Regions from separate parts of the Homo sapiens genome. Here region 1 is linked to region 2. Evidence: read pairs that join two places in POLR2A ChIA-PET (ENCODE). Cell type or tissue: B cell. All regions are shown on one strand. Each heading gives the region's core, and the rest is flanking DNA. Links, peaks and the distances in the headings are about the cores only.

The links. ChIA-PET counts read pairs that join two places held together with the same protein. Peaks named below come from ENCODE experiments on the same cell type or tissue, not always from the same donor. Only the 100,000 strongest peaks of a DNase experiment are listed, where the experiment ranks them.
Region 1: POLR2A ChIA-PET joins it to region 2 with 9 read pairs; 3 of 35 experiments call an interaction of 5 or more read pairs at or near these places.

Annotation. Positions count from the first base shown.
Region 1 is chr2:98,450,447-98,461,640 of GRCh38, forward strand. The region is part of intron 1 of INPP4A (inositol polyphosphate-4-phosphatase type I A); the gene reads left to right. Among named protein-coding and RNA genes, the nearest start is that of INPP4A, 11 kb to the left of the region's middle. RefSeq lists enhancers at 5,298-5,347, 10,275-10,334. In B cell, for the core only: no CTCF peak of the experiment used is centred there; DNase peaks (open chromatin) are centred at 2,845, 4,305 and 5,215; H3K4me3 peaks cover 697 bases; H3K27ac peaks cover 988 bases; H3K27me3 peaks cover 317 bases.
Region 2 is chr2:98,094,248-98,105,441 of GRCh38, forward strand. The region is part of intron 2 of VWA3B (von Willebrand factor A domain containing 3B); the gene reads left to right. Among named protein-coding and RNA genes, the nearest start is that of VWA3B, 13 kb to the left of the region's middle. In B cell, for the core only: no CTCF peak of the experiment used is centred there; no DNase peak of the experiment used is centred there.

The DNA.
Region 1 (11,194 bases), core at 1,518-9,517, 360 kb after region 2:
TTCGAAACCATTTATTTTATCCCTAGAACTATTGTGGACTCTGGTGCTGCACTTTCTGTGAGCATCCAGCTAGCTGTGTGACTTTGGGCAAGTGGCTTAATCTTTCTGTGCCTCAGTTATTTCATCCACAAAACTGGGCTGCTGGTAGTAGCAGCCCCAGAGGCTTGTTGGGGGATTAAATGAATTAACATTTAATCCTGGTGCCTAGTAAGTGTGCAGAACGGAAGCATTACAATGGATTCGTATACAGAGTGTGGGTGGTTGGCAGAGCTTGGAATTAGATCAGCCTTTCCTCTGTGGATTTAATCTCTTAGTTGTCTCTTTCTGTTTTTTTTGAGATGGAGTCTCACTCTGTCGCCTAGGCTAGAGTGCAGTGGCTCTAGCCTGCAACCTCGGCTCACTGCAACCTCCGCCCCCTGGGTTCAAGCAGTACTCCTGCCTCACCCTCCCTAGTAGCTGAGATTACAGGCATATACCACCATGCCTGGCTAATTTTGTATTTTTAGTAGAGACGGGGTTTCACCATGTTGGCCAGGCTGTTCTTGAACTCCTCACCTCAGGTGATCCACCCACCTCTGCCCCCCAAAGTGCTGGGATTACAGGCATGAGCCACTGCACCCGGCCTTAGCTGTCCCTTTCACCATAGCCTGTCTGGGATTGGAAAGCCAGGGTCCTGGGTGCAGTGTGCATGTCTCTTTCTGGTCTTTGCACATACCTTTGTCATGCCCTATCAGGCTGTCAGGCCCAGGCCTGCCAGCCAGCCAGCCCAGCTGGCCTCTGGTGTTTGCCCACAGCCCTAACCTGGAGCATGGGTGAGACTGCTGGCCTTTTAATATGAAACTTGTTCAGTGAGGCTCACCTGGCGAGGGACTTAGGCACAGTAAGCAGATGTATATGGTGGGGGCAGTGGGGGGATCATGCTCTGGTGAGGTCTATTTTCTGGAATAGGGTCAGGAAGACAGGGATGTCCTCTGATGTCCAGGAAGAAGGGTGGGGACCTCTGAAAGAGGAAAGTGTTTACCCGCTGCCAGCTCCGGTCCTGGGATCCTCCTAGAGCGCTTTCCCTGAGACACCTGGTAGTTTTCCTGACCTCCGGTTGCTGCAGCGCCCCTCTTTTTGCACCTCACTAGGTGGTATTCTGATGTCTCCTGAAAACCCCCTGCCCCTTTCCTGCCCCTCCCATAGCCCTCACGCAGGTGGTGTCAGCTGCTGTTATGGAAGCTGTCTATTATTAATTCACCCTAGCATATTGAACGCCCTTCTTTCCCTCTCTCATGTTGCTTGCATCTCTAAAGGGTGTATTCTCAAACCAATTAATTTGAATTTTCAAGAAGGATGACCTAAGTGTATAAACTCTGGAAATGTGAAGGAAGTATTTAGGCAGATGGTTGTTTCTGGGAAACAGGGCTCTACTAGGAAACAAGGATGCCCAGTTCAAGCTTCTCCCTGGATTATGGGGTGTGTCAGTTGGGATGCTTTTGGTTGCCAACAGTGACATTTATTATCTCAGAGAACTGGAGTCTCCATCAGCATGTCAGCAGTTTCATCAAGGACCTCGATTCTGCTCCTCTGTCCAGCCATCACTGCCGGTTTCATCCTAGGGGGTTAGTCTCCTCATGATTCTGAGATGGTCGTTGGGGGCAGTGGGACTGCGTGCTTCCTTGTTCCTGTCCAGCAGGAGCAGGGAAGGAGACAAAGCAGCTGATTCCCCAGCCACAGTGTCTACCAGTCCTTCCCTCTGGCCTGTGGAGCAAAGGGTCACGTGGCCTTCCCTGGACCAGCAACATGAGGCTGTGAGAGTGCTGTGTGCTGGTTGGCTTAGGCTGGTGGTCCTCCAGGTGTGGTCCTCAGACCAGTAGCATCAGCATTACCTGAGAACTTGTTAGAACTGGAGATTAGTGGATCCTACCCCACCCACTGAATCAGAAACTCTGGGATGGGGCCCAGAAAGCTGTGCTTTAAGAAGACTTCCAGGTGATTCTGATGCAAGGTCACATTGGAGAACAGCTCTTTTAGTTTAATCAAGACTCCCCTACTCCCCAGCTGGAGACAGGGCTGACTTTTCCTGAGGACCGGGGAGGAGGTTAGGTCCTAGAATAGCAAGAAGGAAGAGAGGATGGTGGGTGGCCAGCCCACAGTGTGAACTAGCCAGTGTTTACGGCCCTGGGGGCCGCTTTGCTCTCCGGAGTCCTTCCCCTGCCCCCCATTCGCCAGCTTGTCCACCCATATAAGTTTCTCAGCCCCCTTGCCTCAAGCTTCTCCAGCTCCTCCAAGCATGGCCTGTACTCTCCCTGTACAGCTCGGTGCTAAAGGAAGCAACCTCAGTAACACTCCAGCTCCAGGTCCCTCTCTGGCCTAGCAGGGATGGAGTCTACCTGGCTGGTGCTGAAGAGTCCCAAAGAGCTGTTATGACTCACCTTCTGAAGCCATTCCTGAAGTGTGTTCATTTGTGTAGGGGTTGCCTACGCTGCTACTCCTTGCTCAGCTAGGAAAAAAGAGCAGTGCAGTTAGTAGGTGCTTGAGAAATATTTAGGGAATTGGCCTGGAGACAGCCCAAGTGACTACTTTCAGTGGTGATTTTTACCTGTGTTATGTCCCCTTTTTTGCAAGTACAACTCCAACTTGATGTTTGGGTGAAATAAATAGCCACCTCCACGGTGTAATTTGTGAGATCACAATGACCCACTTTTCCGAATTTTTCCTGAAACTAAAGAGTTGAGATATTTCTGGGTTTTCAGCTTTAAAGATTCATCTTAATACATAAAAATAACGTTTAGGAGTAGTCTTGCACTGAGCTCTAACCACATTAGCACTAATTATTGCGGAAGGAAGGGCACCTGAGGAGGAAACATGCTAGAGAAGGGTCCACACAGCATGTTTCAAAATGCAGTGGTTCATGAAATCAATTTGAGGTTGTAACTGGCATTAAAAAGCTTTTTGAAATAGCAAATATCCAAGTACGTTTCCTATGGGAAGGATAAGCATTTTTTGGTAAAACATCTAGTTATTCACATGTAGTGTATTTGGGGTGTTGTTATGGTGTGACTGTTTCTTAGAGTGGATTTTGGTAAAGATGTGTCAAACCCTAGGGCTGAGTGCAGGGGGTCCTAACCTGTAGGAAGGTGGGGCCTACGCTGGATGTGTATACACTTGGGGTCTTTTCCTGGGCGTGCGACCTGTGACTTTTGTCAGAACCTGGTGGTCTGTGACTCGCCATAGATCAAGAACCAATGACCTAAAACCAGAGGAGACTTTCAGTGGTGAGGGCCAGTGGGAGTGGAGCTGGGGGCGTGAGGAGCAGGCACAAAGTCCTGAGCCTGGTCCTGCTCTGGCGTATTGTTCGTGGTAGTAAGCCATCTGAGCCAAATCCTCCTGATGAGGAGTCCTCTGCACAGCCACACTGACAGACAGGAGAGACAGTGGCAGGCAGTGTGTTGATCACCTGAGGTCGGGGGTTCAAGACCATCCTGGCCAACGTAGTGAAAACCCGTCTCTACTAAAAATACAAAAATTAGCTGGGTGTGGTGGTGCACACCTGTAATCCCAGCTACTTGGGAGGCTGAGGCAGGAGAATCGCTTGAACCCAGGAGGTGGAGGTTGCAGTGAGCCGAGATCACATCACTGCACTCCAGCCTGGGTGACAGGGCAAAACTCCCTCTCAAAAAAAAATTTAACTCTGGATGCCAGATGGGTCCTTTACCTAACAGGTGGATCAGCATATTTCTACATAAGAGAGAGAGAGAGAGTCTCCTTGTTTGGGGCTGGCCCCAGTGAAAGCATTGCTGCTTTTGACTCCCCGCTGGAATCCTCTGTGCCTTAACACTGTCAGGACAGTTCCCAAGGCTGGCTTAGAGTCAGCTATGATCCCCATTATTTAATGCAGGCGCTAGTCTGGTTTGTATCACAAAGCTTATGTAGTAGTGGCTTTGGCATGTCTGTGTTTGTTTTTTGGGGGTAGGGGCAAGTTGGATTGTAGTGCTGGATGTGAACCCAAGTCAGCTTTCTCATCTGTAAAATGGGGAAGGTGCTAGGCTCACAGGAGGGTGGTGGGGATTGATAATATACATAGGAGAGGGCTGTGAACTGCAGTGCACTGGACCGGTGCAAACATGAATGTTTCGACCCCTGCTCCACTTGACAGTCTTGGTAACTGTTTTCCCCACAGTACTCTTATTTTTCACATGTGCTCAAAGGGCTGGAGTACACCCTATTGTTGACTCCTGCTCAGGGTACCTTCCAGGGGAAATATCACAGAAGAGGGAGGTGCTGAGAGGCAGGGACATCCAGCGAAGTTGAGAGGAGAAGGATGTGGGCGGGGGGTGGGAGGAGGAAGTGGAGGGCTTGCACTCTGTAAACTCTTAGTCAGCTGGTCACTGACCCAACTGAGCCTTTTACTGACACTGTTTTTTTAAAGAATGGAAGGACTAAGGATTGTATGAGCTGAAATGTTGAGTATTTTCACATTTCTTATTCATTCTTCGTGCTCTGTGTATACAAATGTTAAATGATCACATTACATAATTGGGTGATACTCAAATGGCAATACAGTGGTATGTTTGACAGAACCCAATGTTTTAAAATAGGGCTAGGTGCCAAGAAATGTCAGGATAGGCTGAGTAAGGTGACTCAGGCCAGTGATCCCAGCACTTTGGGAGGCCAAGGCAGGAGGATCTCTTGAGCCCAGGAGTTCAGACCGGCCTGAGCAACAAAGCAAGACCTTGTCTCTACTAAAAATTAAAAAATTAGCCAGGTATAGTAGTGCACACCTATATTCCCAGCTTCTTGGGAGGCTGAGGCGGGAGGATCACTTGAATCCAGGAGGTCGAGGCTGCAGTGAGCTATGATCGCACCAGTGCACTCCAACCTGGGTGACAGAGTGAGACCCTGTCTCTACAAAAAAAGAAAAAAAAAAGATACCCCAGAATCTTCCAAATATTGTCATTCCTATGGTTTGGAAGAGGGGAGTGAGTAAATGGATTGGCCTTAGGGACGACACCTTGCTGGTAGACTGTGCCCACCTCAGGTAGAAGGGAAGCGCTAGCAGTCTCATTTGTGGTTTGTCCCCAACTTGCCAGTGACTTGGTGAAGTCATGCCTGAATCTCACCCTCCTCCTTTCTTGTTCATCTAGTGAAGGTGATTTCCTTTGTTCCTCCCCCGTCGAATCCTCCCTGACAGTGGAATGGAGTGGTGATAGTGCCCAGGGGCTACATGGGTGAAGTGTGGTATGTTCTTGATTTAGTTGGCATTGGACTAAGACACACACACACATACAAGTGTCTATTTAGGGAAGTTGTTCTTTGGTCTGTTGCCTTGGAAATACTGCCTTTTTATTCTTTCACTTTCTCTCCCCTCTGCAGTGATTCAGCAGTAGCTTTCTAGAGAAGAAGAAACATAGTGTCAGAGACCCTGGAGTACCAAGGATATGTCAGTGGAGAGGGAAGCTGCCTGTGTGTCACACAGACCACATTCTTCCTGGTCCAGCTAGAGCGTCCCGTGCCTTTCCTTGGCTTTTCCAGCCTCTCTCCATCACTCCTTCTGAGGCCCTTTGCAGACAGTCCCCCAGTACAACTACAGCATTTTTGTAAGTCCAGCCCTTGTCATTTTCCCATTGACTGATGGAGACCACTTGACTCCAGCATACTTTATGCACACTTATCTTCTGGTTCAGGTCTGGACTGTCTTTCTCTTTCTGGCAGCTTTCTTTCCTGTTAGCCATTCCTGACTTGTTTCAAAAAGGATACATGGACTTGAAATTACCAGTTAAAGCAGAAAATGATTAAAAAGAAAAAAAGGGCTTCAAATGTCAAATGGATACAACTATATAAGTTGTAGAAGGTGCTCTGAACACGTTACAGGGAGGTTGCCATTGCTAAAAGCTTTTACATTTTTTATTTATTTATTTTTAGAGACAGAGTCTTGCTGTGTTGCCCAGGCTGGAGTGCAGTGGTGTGATCATAGCTCACTGTAGCCTTGACCTCCTGGGCTCAAGCATCCTCCTGCCTCAGCCTCCCAAGTAGCAATGACTGCATGCGTGTGCCACCACACTTGGCTAATTTTTAATTTTAATTTTTTCTAGAGACTGGGTCTTGTTGTGTTGCTCAGGCTGGTCTTGAACTCCGGGCATCAAGCAATCCTCCTGCCTCAGCCTCCCAAATTGCTGGGATTACAGGGCATGAGCCACTGTACCCAGCTACTTTTACGTTTTTCATTCTCACCCCTTTCTTCTGGAAACACTGCAGAGACCATGAGAACAGGAGCTTGTCTTACTTGATAGTGCAAACAGTCTTACAAATAGTGTTCAACCATCGATTGCCCAAAACACGTGTTTTGTGACTATTATTGTAGGTGCCTTTGAACTGTATGGTGTGTTAAATAACTCCATTGGAGGGAGGAAGATCTTTGTGTTTTGAGTTGATTATTTAATTATTCTTTAATTAGTCTAATGTCTTTACCAAGCTAGATATTAATATCTTTTGTCAAAGAGAGAAGAAAGCCAGTGGATGGGTTGTGAAGTGGTGAGGGGCCACTTCACAAATGGTGAGTGGGTGGGTTTTTATTTCCAGCAGTGTCACTGGAAACAACTTTGTACCAACTTGCATGGTAAGGAGCATTCAGGTTTTAAAGTTAATCTCATTCAGTTTCTCCTGTGGGACAACATTGGCCTTTCTCATTGGGGATTTGACTGTTGGGCCTTGTCCCTGGGTATGTCCCAGCCCAGACACTCAGGGCACTGGCCACCCTGCCTCAGCCCCTCTGGAGCAAAGAGAGTTTTAAGCAGTAGTGGATGTAACTCATTTAAAATAGGATTAGATCTAGCTGGGTTAGCTTAGTGGCATGCACCTGGTGAGGCTGTATTCTCTAGCTACTTGGGAGACCGAGGCAGGAGGATTGCATGAGCCCAGGAGTTTGATACCAGCCTGGTCGGTATAGTGAGACCAGCCTGTCTCAAACAAACAAACAAAAACAGGATTACATGAGCTATGACTAAATTCCAGGGCAGTAACTGCTGTGTCATTCTTTGGGAACTGGTCATCCCAGGATTTGATCAGTGTTTCATATCATAGGTTGGCTGTTTTGTAAACTATTAGGATTGTACCAGTGTTTGTCATGGGAACTAGCAGCCTGTGACGTAGACTGTGAACCTAACTTAATTGACTACTGTAATGAATACAAACAGTTGCTATTTTTACCTCAGAACGTAGATTTGTCTGCAAATTAAACATTTGAGACAATAAACAGGAGTTTGGTTTATTAAAGCTGTTTGAGCTTGCTACTTAGGCAGGCCTAGAAATAGGATTGGCTAGCTTTTTCTGATTATGTAGATGTTGACTATATTAGGGAGAAACTCTTATTTTTGTTTTATTTTATTTTAGAGACGGGGTCTCGCTCTGTTGCCCAGGCTATAGTGTAGTAGACAGCCATAGCTCGCTGCAGCCTCAAACTCTAGGGCTCAAGCAGTTCTCCCACCTCAGCCTCCCAATTAGCAAGGACTACAGGCATATGCCACTGTGCCCAGCTAATTAAACAAAAATTTTTTTTTTTTTTTTTTTTTGTTTAAATGAGGTCTTGTTATGTTGCCCAGGCTGGTCTGGAACTCCTGGCCTCAAATGATCCTCCTGCCTTAACCTCCGAAAGTGCTTGGATTGCAAGCATGAGCCATCACACCCTGCCTAACTTAACGTTTAAACAAGGCTTGAGCCTGGGCAAAATAGTGAAACTTCATCTTTACTAAAAATTAAAAAATTAGCTGGGCATGGTGGTGCACACACATCTGTAGTCCCAGCTGCTCAGGAGGCTGAGGCAGGAGGATAGCTTCAGCCCAGGAGTTCAAAGTTGCAGTGAGCTATGATTGTACCGCTGCACTCCAGTCTTGGTGACAGGGGCTTGCCTCTGCCTCAGAAAAAAAAAATCATCAAATAGCCCTTTCTCACCTTCTCTACCCTGGGAGTGGCTACGGATAGGCAGCAACTGAACACAACACGTTTCCTGGTACCCAAGATGAATCATTGCTGCCTGTGATGCCTGAGCCTAGTGATTATCTTCCAGATTGTTTTGCTAGCCAGTTCTTTCTCCATAAAAACATTCAGATTTTTTTTCCTCTTTGAGAGTGGAGTATTTTACTTGAGGGAGCTGACCACCGAACTTCATAGAAATGCCTTCCTGCCCCTTCATGGCTGTGCTGTTCTGTGTGTTTTTTGGGGCTTGCTTTCCCATTCTGCTGGTATCCTGGGTGAGACTCTGGCCCAATGAATGGGATGCTGCACATTTTTTTTCCAGGAGAAACAAAAGGTGTTGGGACCCCTAAGTATGCAGCATGTATGCAGAGAGTGAGGCATGGCCAGGGGGGATGTGGCTCTGATTTCCACATTGCATCTCCAGACCTTAAGCGGGTAGGCAGCATCGGCGGATCATGGCAGGGAGAGAAGTACAGCGGAGGCGAAGTTCTCAAAGCATGGCTGACTGTGGAAGGTGGCTCTCAGCACACTCTTTGTGGCCCGCTAACACCCGTCAGGATGGTAGCCACCACACGCCCAAAGGCACCCGAAGTGCTTGATTTTGACTGACTTTTACCACATTTGCCACCAGTGTGATTGGAGCATTCATGGAGCACAGAATATGACACCAAGTCAGGATTGCATAGTGCTCAGGCAGAGCTTTGTCCTTCGGAAATGCCGCTCACTCATGAGACAAGATGGATAGTTCAGGTCTGGACTGGCCCAGGAGTGGGAGTGACACTGAGTAGACCTCGGCCAGGGGCTTGCCCCTAAACCAGTGGTCCCTGCACCTGGGAAAATCAGCACTCTGATTGCCTCACCTGGTTTCCCGCCCACTCCTCCCTACCCTGGTTGAGTGGCCTAAGGGAGGGTAGAGTTCAGGGAGCTATTAGGAGGAAGGGGGTCGCTGCTGAGTAGCCAAAAGGAAAAACAACATGAAAGTAAGAAAGTCTACCAGGACACCCTGGAGGGCTGGCGTGCAGAGTGCTGAGGGGGACACCTGTGTCCGTGTTTGGGAGGCCCTCTTACCCTCTCCTCCTTGGTGTGCAACTGGTTAATAGTAATTCCTTGAGGGTCTGGAGAAGTTGCTCAAGTGTTAGATTCTACTTTACTGCATGCTACAGGGGCATTGTGTCCCACAATGGCATTCACAGTGTGAAGATTGCCAGAGTTCTCTATGGACACACCCTGCGAACATCATGGATCTGGGCTGTCATAAGACTTAAGCATCCTTCAGGGCAGGGACAATAGCTTGGTTTTCTTTGTAGGTCCAGAGTGCCCCACTGTGCCTGGCACAAAATAGGCATATAATCAATGTTTGTTGAGTGAACGAATGAATAAAGCTAGTCTGTCCTTGTCAAAGTAGCAAGAAAAGCCTCAGCCTCTCTTGGGAAGACAGCCTGCTTCCCTGAGGTCAAGTTGAGGTTCAGTCTAACTGAGGAGAAGGAGGGGAGACCAGAATCCACTGCACAGCTGCTGCCCCAGTAAGTTCTCAGGGAGAAACCAGAACTGTCAGTTTGCTGAGTCAAAGGCAGAAGCCTGTTCTCAGCAGTGACCTTTTTTATCCTTGGCACACAAGCCCTTTTGTCCAGGTGGCTGGAACCTAGGTCTGCTTCCACTTCTGGGTGAGAAGGTGCCACACCTTTGGGTTTGGTCATCGTGTGTGTGTGTGTGTGTGTGTGTGTGTGTGTATGTTTAAAATTAAAAGTAAAAATTTTCCCCATATACATGTACACATATATGCAAGTGTGGTATTATAGGTGCAAGGGTGCAGAGAAGCCTAGTAGGGTAGGGGCACCCAGGAAAGGTGGCCTCTTCCTCTTGTGGGTTTTGGGGAGCATCACAGGGCCTCAGGGAAGGGTGAGTTATGTGTCATGGAAGGGCAGTGGCTCAACCTGGGGGTCTTCAGAGATAAATGAGGAGGGACTGGGGCAATGCATCAGGAAGGAGGCTCAGGAGAGGCAGGGCCAGATCACCCGGGGGGCTCGAGCCCCTTCAGGCCTTTTGTAAAGTTTGGGAATTCATTCATCCCACACTGGAGGGTGTCAGACTTTTTTAAGACTCTTTCATTCTTTTTGTTTGTGTCATTACTTTAAGTGACAGAAGCAGTTCCATAGTCATTTTCATGGTTTGGGGAGACCCTTTCTTGGATCATAGTAATTCTTACAATAATGCCTGTGCTCTAACCACCAGTTTTAGGGGATTGTGGGCCGCGACTTGGCCTCCTTGTCTCCGCTCTGTGTTGGCTTTACAGTTGTGGATGCTGCGGCTCACCCAGCGCTGTGTGGCAGTGGGTCCTGCTGCAGGATGTCCACAATGCAGACCACAGGGCAGGGTGTCCCTGGCACCCATGGGGTCAGGGGTGAAGCTGTTATCTGTGAAATGACAGAAATGAAACCCAGCATTGGAGAAGAATCGTCTGCGCCCCCTCTAATCCACCTGTGAAACACTGTGCTGAAACACCATGAGGAAGAGGAAGCATTGGGGTGTAAAGAAACCCAGAAATGCTGGTTTCTAGAAATGGTATTAATTGTCTCAGGGGCTCTCCCTACAGTGTGAAATAGCTGGCTGGGCAGCTGCAGCCGGTTCCATCTTCTCCATAGCCACGCCCTTCCCGTGACCTCATGGGGTATCTGCACAGTGGGTGCAGTGCAAAAAGACACAGTCAAGCCTGTGAGCCAGTAGCTGGCGAGGGGGTGGTTTGGTAGTGAGAGATGATTACAGGGACGGGGGTTGGCTCATGGTTCTGCCACACCACCCTCCATCTCTAACTGGGACTCTGACTTGGAATATAGACTTCACTATGCCACATGATGTAGTGACATGGCAGAGGAGGCAAACAGAGTGGAAGGAGACAAGTCAGAGAAGAAGGAAGTGAAGGGCGGAGAGCAAGGGATGCTCATTGCCAAGGCCGTGGCAGTCACTGCCAGCAACAGGTGTGGGCCTAGCTTTGATTCTGTCACCTGCAGGGGTGCCTGCCCCAGAGCAGGGCTCCTTGAAATCTTCCATCCCCTTATTGGCTGTGCACTAATGTCTCTTGGAGAGACTTCTCAAAAACCTCCCTGTACTTAACTTGGTTTGACAAATTTGATAACATTTTATGTTTTAATAGGCAAACATTTTCATGGCTTAAAAATTGTAAAATATAGCAGGATATGTGGTAAAGCCTGTTTCCTACCCTATCCTCTAGCCATCCATG
Region 2 (11,194 bases), core at 1,283-9,282:
ACATTCCCACCAACAGTGTGTGTGGGTATCCTTTTCTCCATATCCTTGCCAACACTTATCTTTTTGATATTAGCCATTGTGACAGGAGTGAAATGGTATCTCATTGTGGTTTTGATTTGCATTTCCTTGACCATTAGTAATATTGAGCATTTTTTTCATATACCTGTTGGCCATTTGTATGATTTATTTTGAGAAATGTCTATTCAGGACTTTTGTCCATTTAAAAACCAGGTTTAGTTTTAATATTTAAGTTCCTTTAATATTTTGGATATTAACCCCTTTTCAGATGTGTAGTTTGCAAATATTTTCCCCTATTTCTGTAGGTTGTCTCTTTACTCTGTTGATTTTTTTCCTTTTCTGTAGAGAAACTTTTTACTTTGATGTAATCTCATTTGTTTATTTTTGCTTTTGTTGCCTGTGCTTTTGAGGTCATATCCAAAAAATCATCACCCAGATCGATGTCATAGATCTTTTCCCTTTTTCTTCCAGTAGTTTCATATTTTCAGATCCTACAATTAAGTCTGTAATTCATTTTGAGTTGATTTTTGTATATGGTGGCAATAAGGGCCTAATTTTGTTATTCTGCCTGTGGCTATACAGTTTTCTCAATACCTTTTATTGAAGAGACTGTCCTTTCCCCATTGTGTGTTCTTGGCACCCTTGTCAAAAATCAATTGGCTGTACATACATATGTGGATTTATTTTTTGGCTCTCTATTCTATTCCATTGATCTATGTGTCTGTTTTTATGCCAGTATCATGCTGTTTTGATTACTATAGTTTTGTAGTATATTTTGAAGCCAGGTAATGTGATGCCTCCAGGTTTGTTCTTTTTGCTCAAGGTTGCTTTGGGTATTCTGGCTTTCTTTGTGGTTCTATACAAATTTAAGGATTGTTTTTTCTATGTCTGTGAAGAATGTCATTGGTATTTTGTTAGGGGTTACACTAAATCTGTAGAGCACTTTGGGTAGTGTGGATATTTTTAACAGTATTCATCTTTCCAATCTATGAACATGGAATATCTTTAAATTTGTGTCTTTTCAATTTCATCCATGTTTATAGTTTTCCTTGTAGATATATTCCACCTCCTTAGTTAAATTTATTCCTAAGTACTTTATTTATTTGTTTTTGGTAGCTATTGTAAATGGAATGGTTTCCTTTTACACTTTTTTGGATAGTTTGCTGTTAGCATGTATATCACTGCTGATTTTTGTTGTTAATTTTGTAGTCTGCAACTTTACTGAATTTGTTAATTAATTCTAACAGGTTTTTAGTGGAGTCTTTAGGATTTTCTCTGTATAAGATTGTGTCATCTGCAAATAGGGACAATTTAGCTTCTTTCTTTCCAATTTAGATGCTGTTAATTTCTTTCTGTTGCCTGATTGCCTTGGCTAGAACTTCTAGTACTGTTGTGAATAAAAGTGGTGAAAGTGGGCATCGTTTTCTTCTTCCAGATGTTAAAGGAAAATCTTTCAACTTTCCTGCCATTCAGTATGTTAGCTGTGGGTTTGTCATATATGGCCTTTACTGTGTTGAGGCACATTTCTTCTATACATAATTTGTTGAGAGTTTTTATTATGAAGAGATATTGAGTTTTGTCAAATGCTTATTCTGCATCTATTGAAGTGATTATGTAGTTTTTTGTCCTTCATTCTGTTAATATGATGTATCCCATTTACTGATTTGCATATGTTGAACCATCCTTGCATTTCTAGGATGAATCCCACTTGATAATGGTGAATGATCTTTTTAATGTGTTATTGAATTTGGTTTGCTAATATTCTGCTGAGCATTTTGCATCTATGTTCATCAGGGGTATTGGCCTGTAAGTTTTCCTCTTTTGTTGTGACCTTGCATGGTTTTGGCGTCAGGGTAATGTTGCCTCAGAGAATGGATTTGGAAATATTCTCTCCTCTTCAAGTTTTTGGGAAGAGTTTGAGAAGAATTGGTATTAGTTCTTCTTTAAATGTTTGGTAGAATTCAGCAATGAAGCCATTCAGTCGTGGGCTTTTCTTTGCTGGGAGATTTTTTTTTTTTTTAAAGATGGAGTCTTGCTTTGTTGCCCAGGCTGGAGTGCAGTGGCACGATTTTGGCTCACTGCAACCTCTGCCTCCTGGGTTCAAGTGATTCTCTTGCTTCAGCCTCCCAAGTAGCTGGGATTACAGGCATGTGCCACCATGCCCAGCAAATTTTTGTATTTTTAGTAGAGACGGGATTTCACCATGTTGGTCAGGCTGGTCTCGAATTCCTGACCTCAGCTGATCCACCTGCCTCGGCCTCCCAAAGTGCTGGGATTACAGGTGTGAGCCACCATGCCCAGCCAGGAGATTTTTTATTACTGATTCCATCTCCTTACTCATTGGTTTGTTCAGATTTTAGATTTCTTCATAATTCAATCTTGGTAGAATGTATGTGTCCAGGAATTTATTCATTTCTTTTAGGTTATCTAATTTGTTCATGTGTAATTGTTCACAGTAGTCTCTTATGATCCTTTGTATTTCTGTGGCATCAGTTGTAATTTTTCCTTTTTTACCTCTGATTTTATTTGAGTCTTCTCTCTTTTTTTCTTAGTTTAGCTCTAGGTTTGTCTATTTTGTTTATCTTTTCAAGAGACTATCTCTTTGTTTTATTGATATTTTTATGTATTTGTATTCTCTATTTCTGCTCTGATCGCTAAGGTAAGGTAAAACATTGGGTTGTTTATTTGAGATATATTTGAGATATATATTTTTTGAAGTAGGTGTTTATTGCTATAAACTTTCCTCTTAGACTGCTTTTGCTGTACCCATAGGTTTTGTTATGTTGTATTTCCATTTTCATTTGTCTCAAGGAATATTTTAATTTAATTTAATTAATAAATTTTTTTACTTCAGTAGATTTTGGGGTTCAAGTGGCTTTTGGTTATATGGATGAATTGTATAGTGGTGAAGTCTGAGATTTCAGTGCACCTGTAACCCAAGCAGTGCACATTGGACCCAATATTTAGTTTTTTATTCCTCACCGCATCCTCCCCACTTCTGAGTCTCCAAATTCCATTGTACCACCCTCTTTGTATACCTTTGTATACCCATAGCTTAGATCTCACTTATAAGTAAAACATTTTGGTATTTAGTTTTCCATTCCTGAGTTGCTTCACTTAAAATAATGGCCTGCAGCTCCATCCAAGTTGCTGCAAAATACATTATTTCATTCTTTTTTTATGCCTGAGTAATATTCCACATTTTCTTCTACCACATTATCCACTCATTGGTTGATGGGCACTTAGATTGGCTCTATATCTTTGCAGTTGTGAATTATGCTGTGAGAAACATACATGTGCAGGTGTCCTTTTAAGACAATGACTTCTTTTCCTTTTGGTAGATACTCAGTAGATCAGTAGTGGGATTGCTGGATAAAATAGTAGATCTACATGTAGTTCTTTAAGAAATCTCCATACTGTTTTCCATAGAGGTTGTACTAATTTGCATTCCCATATATAAGCATTCTTTTTTTCTTTTTTTAACCACATCCATGGCAACATCTATTGTTTTTTGACTTTCTATTAATGGCCATTCTGGCTGGGGTAAGGTGGTGTATCATCCTGATTTTAATTTGCATTTCTCCAGTGATTAATGATGTTGAGCATTTTTTCATATGTTTGTTGGCCATTTGTATATCTTCTTTTGGGAATGTCTATTCATGTCATTTGCCCATGAAATATTTTAATTTACCTTTTAATTTATTTATAGACCCATTGGTTATTCAGGTGCATGTTGTTTAATTTCAATGTATTCGTTAATTTTCCAAAGTTCCTCCTAGTGCTGATTTCCAGTTTTATACCATTGTGGTCTGAAAAGATACTTGATACGATTTCAGTCTTCTCAAATTTGGTAAGACTTGTTTTGTGACCTAACATATCAGCTATCCTAGATAATATTATGTGTGCAGTTGAGAAGAGTGTGTATTCTGCATCTGTTGGGTAGAATGTTCTGTGTATGTTTATTTGGTCTAGAGTTCAGTTTAAATCTAACATTTTCTGGTTGATTTTCTCTCTGGATGATCTGTCCATGTGAAAGGGCAATACTGAAGTCCTCTGCTATTATTGTACTATTATTGCATTTTAGTCTATCTCTTCCTTCAGATCTATTAATATTTTCTTAATTATTAATTAGATTGGATGCATATGTTTGAAATTTTTATACCCTCTTGATGAATTGACCCCTTTTTGATTATATAATAACCTTCTTTGTCTCTTTTTACAGTGTTTGACTTAAAATATATTTTATCTGACATAAACATAGCTACCCCTGTTCTCCTTTGGTTTCTATTTGTAAGGAATATCTGGTTCTATCCTGTCATTTTCAGTCTGTGTGTCCTTACAGGTGAAGTTAATCTCTTGTAGGCAGCATATAGGTGGATCTTGTTTTTTATACAGCCACTCTGTGTATTTTGATTGAAAATTTAGTCCTTGAACATAAGTTCAAGGTAATTATTGATAAGTAAGAACTTACTGCTGCCATTTTGTTAATTGTTTTCTAGTTGTTTAGTGGATCCTTTTTTTGTTTCTTACTCTTTCTTTGTGATTAAGTGATTTTTCTCTAGTAGTATGTTTTAATTACTTGCTTTTTATTTTTAGTGTATCTATTATAGGTTTTTGCTTTGTGATTACCGCAAGGCTTACAAAAACCATCTTATAGTTATAAGAAGTTATTTTAAGCTGATAACAAGTTAATTTTGATCACAAAAACCTTCTAAACTTTAACTCTATCCCCCAATTTTGAATTTTTGATATGATTTATATCTTTTTCCATTGCACATCCCTTAGCAAATTATTCTAGTTATTATTATTAATAGTTTTGTCCTTTAACCTTTATACTAATGATATAAGTAATTTAAAAACCACCATTGCAGTATTAGAGTATTCTGAATTTGTGTACTTAGTGAGTTTTATACTTTTAGATGTTTTTGTGTTACTCATTAGTGTCCTTTTCTTTCAGCTTGAAGAATTCCCTTTAGCATTTCTTATAAGGCAGGTCTGGTAGTGATGAACTCCCTCGGCTTTTGTTTATCTGTGAAAGTCTTTATCTCTCCTTCATTTGGGAAGGACAGCTTTGGTGAGTACAGAATTCTTGATTGGCAGGGCTTTTTGTTTTCCTCCTTGAGCTCTTTGAATATATGATTCTATTCTCTTCTGTCCTGTGAAATTTCTGCTGAGAAGCTGGACATATTGGAACTTCCTTATATGTTACTAGCTTCTTTTCTCTTCCTGCTTTCAGTTTTCTCTCTTTGTCTTTGATATTTGACAGTTTGATTATAAAATCTTTTGGGGTAGTCTTATTTAGATTGGGTTGGAGGATTAGAGACTTTTGACCTTTCTGTAACCAGATACTTATATCTTTCTCCAGGTTTGGAAAGTTTCCTGCTATTATTTCTTTACTCTTTCTACCCCTTTATCATTCTCTACTCCCTTTTGAACATTTGCTCTTTTGATGCTTTCCCATAAGTCCCATAGCTTTCTTCATTCCCTTTTTCTTTTTTATTTTTTCTGCTCTGTATATTTTCAAAATAACTTCTCTTCAAATTCCAGATTCTTTCTTCTGCTTGTTCAATTCAGCTGTTGATACTCCCTATTGCATTTTTCTTTGTGTTCAGTTATTTTTCAGCTCCCTGGTTACTGTTTTGTTATTATCATGCCAATCTCTCTGACATTTTTTATTCTGGTAACTTATGGTTTTCCTTATTTTGTTGAATTGTTTCTCTGTATTTTCTTGAAGTTCACTGAGCTTCCTTAAAACAGCTACTTTGAAAATGTTGTCAGGCCGTTCATACATTTCCATATTTGTAGGGTCAGTCACTAGCACGTTACTATGTTCATTTGGTGATGTCATGTTTCCTGGATCGTTCTTGATCCTTGTGGTTGTACATCAATGTCTGCATTAAAGAAGCAGGTGCTTATTCCAGTCTTTGCCATCTGGCTTTGTCTGGGAATATCCTTCATTAGTAACCCTGTCCACAGATTCTGGGCAAGTCTTCTGGTGTGGTCCCTAAGCATGTGACCACTACAGACATTGCAGCACTAGGGGGTGTCCTAAGCCCAGGACCACCATGATGACTGGCACAGTGCTGGGTTAGAATCTTATGGCCACCAAGGCTGGCACAGCACTGGGCTGGATTCTTATGGCTGCTGTGGCTGATACAGTGTTGGGGCACACCCAAAGTCCATGGCCACTGAGGCTAGTGCCACACAGAGGCACAACTAAAGCCCATGGCGGCTGAGGCCTGCCTGTCACTGTGGGTTATTTTTAGCCCATGGTCACTGTAGTCAGCCAGTGGTGATAAGGGCTAGAGCTTGCATTCATCTCACAGCAGCTATGGGTTCCTGTTTGGCACCAGGATAGATCTAGAAGCTTAGTCCACGAGTACCGGCCTGCAGTCAAGGGCCATGTGGATCTGCCTGCTGCTGGATTTTCCTGTGTCAGGCCCTGTATTAGGGTCCAAGGTAAAGTCCTATTCTTTCTTCCCTGTCTTTTGCCCAGATAGTGGTATTTTTCTGCATTGTGCTGCCTGGGGTTCAGGGAGGGGTGATGCAGGTAAGGTAAAACTATCCTTTATACCCTCATATTATGCTGTAACCAGGTACCGTGATCTGTCACCTGGTTTTCTTAGCTCTTGTGAAGGTATTTTTGTGTGTAGACAGTTGTTCAAATTGATGTTTCTGTAGGGGACAATCACTGGAAAGTCCTGTTTTGCCATCTTGCTCTGCCTTCATCTCTGTTCTTTCTTTTTTAAAAGACAAAATAAAAAATAAATAGAAGTTATTTGTATTTACTGATAGCCCAGCCAATGTCTTGTTCATCTCCTGGGATGTGCAAGTCCTTTTTGGAGGCCACTGATTAAAACAATAGCTGTGTGAAGTTTCAGGGAAAATGTACTGTTTTCCTACTGCGGCCTGCTTTGTGTTATGGTCTGCTTTTTCCTAAATGCATTGGCCAGAATGTTGGTTCTTAACTCCCAGTAGTGCTGCCCACCACAGAAAGCATGAAAATGTGTGAGGGTATATACAACGTATATATACTTTTGCATGATGTATTGTTGGGATGCCATTGAAATATAAGGCCTGGGAATCCAGAGTACTGAGTGTCTTACAATGTATGAGACAGCCCATTCAGCAGGAACTGCCCTGTCCAACATGTTAGTAACATTGCCCCTGAGGAGTACTCCTTCAATCAGGGAAATTTCCACTACTAGGACTTTACTCAGTAATTCTGAATTAGTCAATTAATTAATTAAACAAATATTTATTGAGCAACCATTAATACCATTTTTTAACCAGATTATTTACCAATTCCTTGCCAGCTTTGTTCTATTCTGGTACTAAGGAAGATCTAGGGGATGTGGTTGTTGTAGATTGATTTGGAGGCCCATTCAAATGGCAAGGCCTTGTTCTTCAGGGCTCAGCCTGTGCTTTTTACATATACATCCTTTCACATGGACTACAGCCCTGTGCCATCTAAATATCTTTTGAGTAGGGTCTCCCAGAGTCAGGGCCTGTGGAATTCCCATATAAGGAAAAATACTAGAAGCAGTTTTATCCCATCTTTCTTTTTTTTTTTTGCATGTTTATATTTTTTTATTTTTTATTTTTTTATTTTTTATTTTTTGTATTTATTGATCATTCTTGGGTGTTTCTCAGAGAGGGGGATGTGGCAGGGTCATAGGATGATAGTGGAGAGAAGGTCAGCAGATAAACACGTGAACAAAGGTCTCTGGTTTTCCTAGGCAGAGGTCCCTGCGGCCTTCCGCAGTGTTTGTGTCCCTTGGTACTTAAGATTATGGAGTGGTGATCACTCTTAATGAGCATGCTGCCTTCAAGCATCTGTTTAACAAAGCACATCTTGCACTGCCCTTAATCCATTTAACCCTGAGTTGACACAGCACATGTTTCAGAGAGCACGGGGTTGGGGGTAAGGTTATAGATTAACAGCATCCCAAGGCAGAAGAATTTTTCTTAATACAGAACAAAATGGAGTCTCTTATGTCTACTTCTTTCTACACAGACACAGTAACAATCTGATCTCTCTTTCTTTTCCCCACATTTCCCCCTTTTCTTTTCGACAAAACCGCCATCGTCATCATGGCCTGTTCTCAATGGTCGCTGTCTTTTCGGAGCTGTTGGGTACACCTGCAGAAAGGCTGTCACTTCACACTTGGAAGATTGCACAGTGGCCAGGCAGAGGTGCTTCTTACTTCCCAGACCAGGCGGCCGGGCAGAGACGCTACTCACTTCCCAGACGGGGTGGCGGCCAGGCAGAGGCGCTCCTCACTTCCCAGATGGGGCGGCCGGCCCTTATTTCAAATAAACCTAATTCAGTCAAGGAAGTTAGCGAAAATACCAATTTCTTACATTTTGTTAAGAATTTTTTCATCTAAGTTCGTAAGAGATATTGCTCCGTAACTTTCTTTTCTTGTAACGTCATTGTCAGGTTTCAGCATCAAGATTATGCTGGACTCAAAATGATTTGGAAGTGTTCCTCCTCCTCTATGCTTTGATGGCATTTGTACACGATTGGTATTTCTTCTTTAAATGTTTGATACAACTGACAAGTGAAATTTATCTGGGCCTAGTTTTGTTTGTGGGAAAAGATTAATAAAAAATTCAATTTATTTAATAAACAGAGGGCTAATCAGATATTCTGTTTCATAATGCCAATTTGGAAAATTGTGTTTTTCAAGGAATTTCCTCAACATTCTCTAATATGCACACACCAACAGTATTTTCCTCAACAGTATTTTCTAATATGTTGGCAAAGCATTGATCATAATATGCCCTTAACAGCCTTTTAATGCATGTAGGATCTGTAGTGATGTCACCTCTTTCATTCTTTTTTAATGCCTGTAGGATCTGTAGTGATGTTACCTTTTTCATTCCTGATATTGATAATTTGTGTTTCCTCTGATTTTTTTCTTGCTAAGTCTTGTTAGCAGTATATAATAACTCTTTTCAAAGAAACACATTTTTAGTTTGCTGGTTTTTAAAATTCTTTGTCTTCTATTTCACTGGTATCTGACTTAATCATCATTATTTATTTCTTTCTGCTTACTTTGAGCTTGATTTGCATTCCTTTTTCCTGCTTTTAAAGATATAAATTTAAATAATTATTTTTAAACCTTTCTTCTTTTCTAATATAATCATTTAAAATTGTAAGTATTCCTCTAAGCATTGTTTTAGCTGAATGCCACAAATCTCAATCAGTAGTGTTTAATATTATTGCTTTAAAGTTTTTCCCTTGTGATTTTTTTTCTTGAATACACTTTAAAAAATGTGTTGTTTAATTTCCAGTTATTTTAGGACTTTTAAAAGTACTTGTTTTTGTTGGATTACTAATTTAATTACATTGAGGTCAGAGAATATAGTCTGTAAGATTTTGATCTTTTGAAATTTACTAAGATTTATTTATGGCCAGAGTCTATCTTGGCAAACATTGCATGCACACTTGAAAAGAGTGTGCATTCCACAGTTGTTAGGTAGTATTTATAAATGTTAATTAGATAAAGATGGTTGAAAGTCTTGGGAGAAAAATTATATATATTTAGTGCTTTTTTTGTCTACTGGATTTGTTCATTTCTCCCTTAGTTCTGTAAGTTTTGTTTATGTATTTTGAAGTTCCAAATGCATACACATTTAGGATTGTTATGTTTTTCTAAGGACTTGACAAATTTTAATAATTCTGATATGTCATATTTATTTCAGACATTAGTCATTGTTTTGATGTTTACTTTGATATTAATATAGCCACTGTAGCTTTCTTATTAAGTTTTACATGGTGTATGTGTTTATAATCTTTAATGATAAATATCTATAGTCTATATATTAAAGAGGGCTTCTCATGGACAGCATATAGTTGGAGTTGGTGTTTTTAATGCAGTTGCATATGTCTTAATTAATTAATTCAACCAATTAATTAAATCAGTTAGTGTCTTTATCCATTTGTGTTGCTGTAAAGGTATGACTGAGGCTGGGTAATTTATAAAGAAAAGATGTTTATTTGGCTGATGGTTCTTCAGGCTATACAAGAAGCATGGTACCAGCATCTGCATCTGGTGAGGGCCTCAGGAAGCTTCCACTCATGATAGAAGGCAAAGGAGAGTTGGTGTGTGCAGATCACATGTCAAGAGAGAAGGCAAAAGACAGAGCGGAAGAGGGACCAGGCTCTTTTCAACAACCAGTCCTCATGAGAACTAAGATTGAGAACTCCCTCATTCCCACGAGAATGTCACCAAGCCATTCATGAGGGATCTGTCGCCGTGATCCAAACACTTCCCATTAGGCTTCACCTCCAACATTGGGGATCAAATTTCAACACTAGGTTTAGAGGTCAAATATCCAAACTATAGCAACTAGTGTTTGATTCTATACATTTAATGTAATAATTGATATATTTAAATGTAGGTCTACCATGTTACTATTTGCTTTCTATTTGTCCAATCTTTTTCTTTCATCTGTGTTTCTCCTTTTGGCCTTCTTTTGTGCTAAATGAATATTTTTTAGTGTTTCATTTGATGAAATCTTTATTTTTCATTTAATTGGCTTTCCTTGTTACATCCTTAACTTGTTACAGTCCACTAAAAGTAGATTTCATATGACTTCATATAAAATGAAACAAGTTTTCAACACTCATACCTCCCCTTACTCCTCACTCCTGTCCTTGGTGTTACTGTTTTAATGTATTTTATTTTTACATACATTATAAATCTCACAATTCAGAGTCATAATTTTTGCTTTTAAAAGTCATCTGTTTTTTAAAGAAATGGAGAAGAAAACTATACACTGCTAAGATCCACATGTTTACCACTTAAAATATTCTTCCTTCTTGTAGGATTTGAGGTTTCAACTGATGTTATTTCCTGAATAATTTCTTTTAGGCATTTCTTACAGTGCAGGTCTGCTGGTGACAGCTTTTTTCAGTTTTCGTTTATCTGAAATTATCTTTATTTCACCTGCACATTTATTTATTTACTCATTCATTCATTCATTTATCCATTTGTACATCCATACTTATATATTCTGAGGTAATTGTAAAGTGTAAAGATCCCATGTACCTTTCACCCAGTTTTCCCAATGGTCATATCTTGTAAAATAATAGTATAATATCAAAATGAGGAATTTGACATGTATGCAATGTGTTTGCAAGTCTATATAATTTTATCACTTGTGT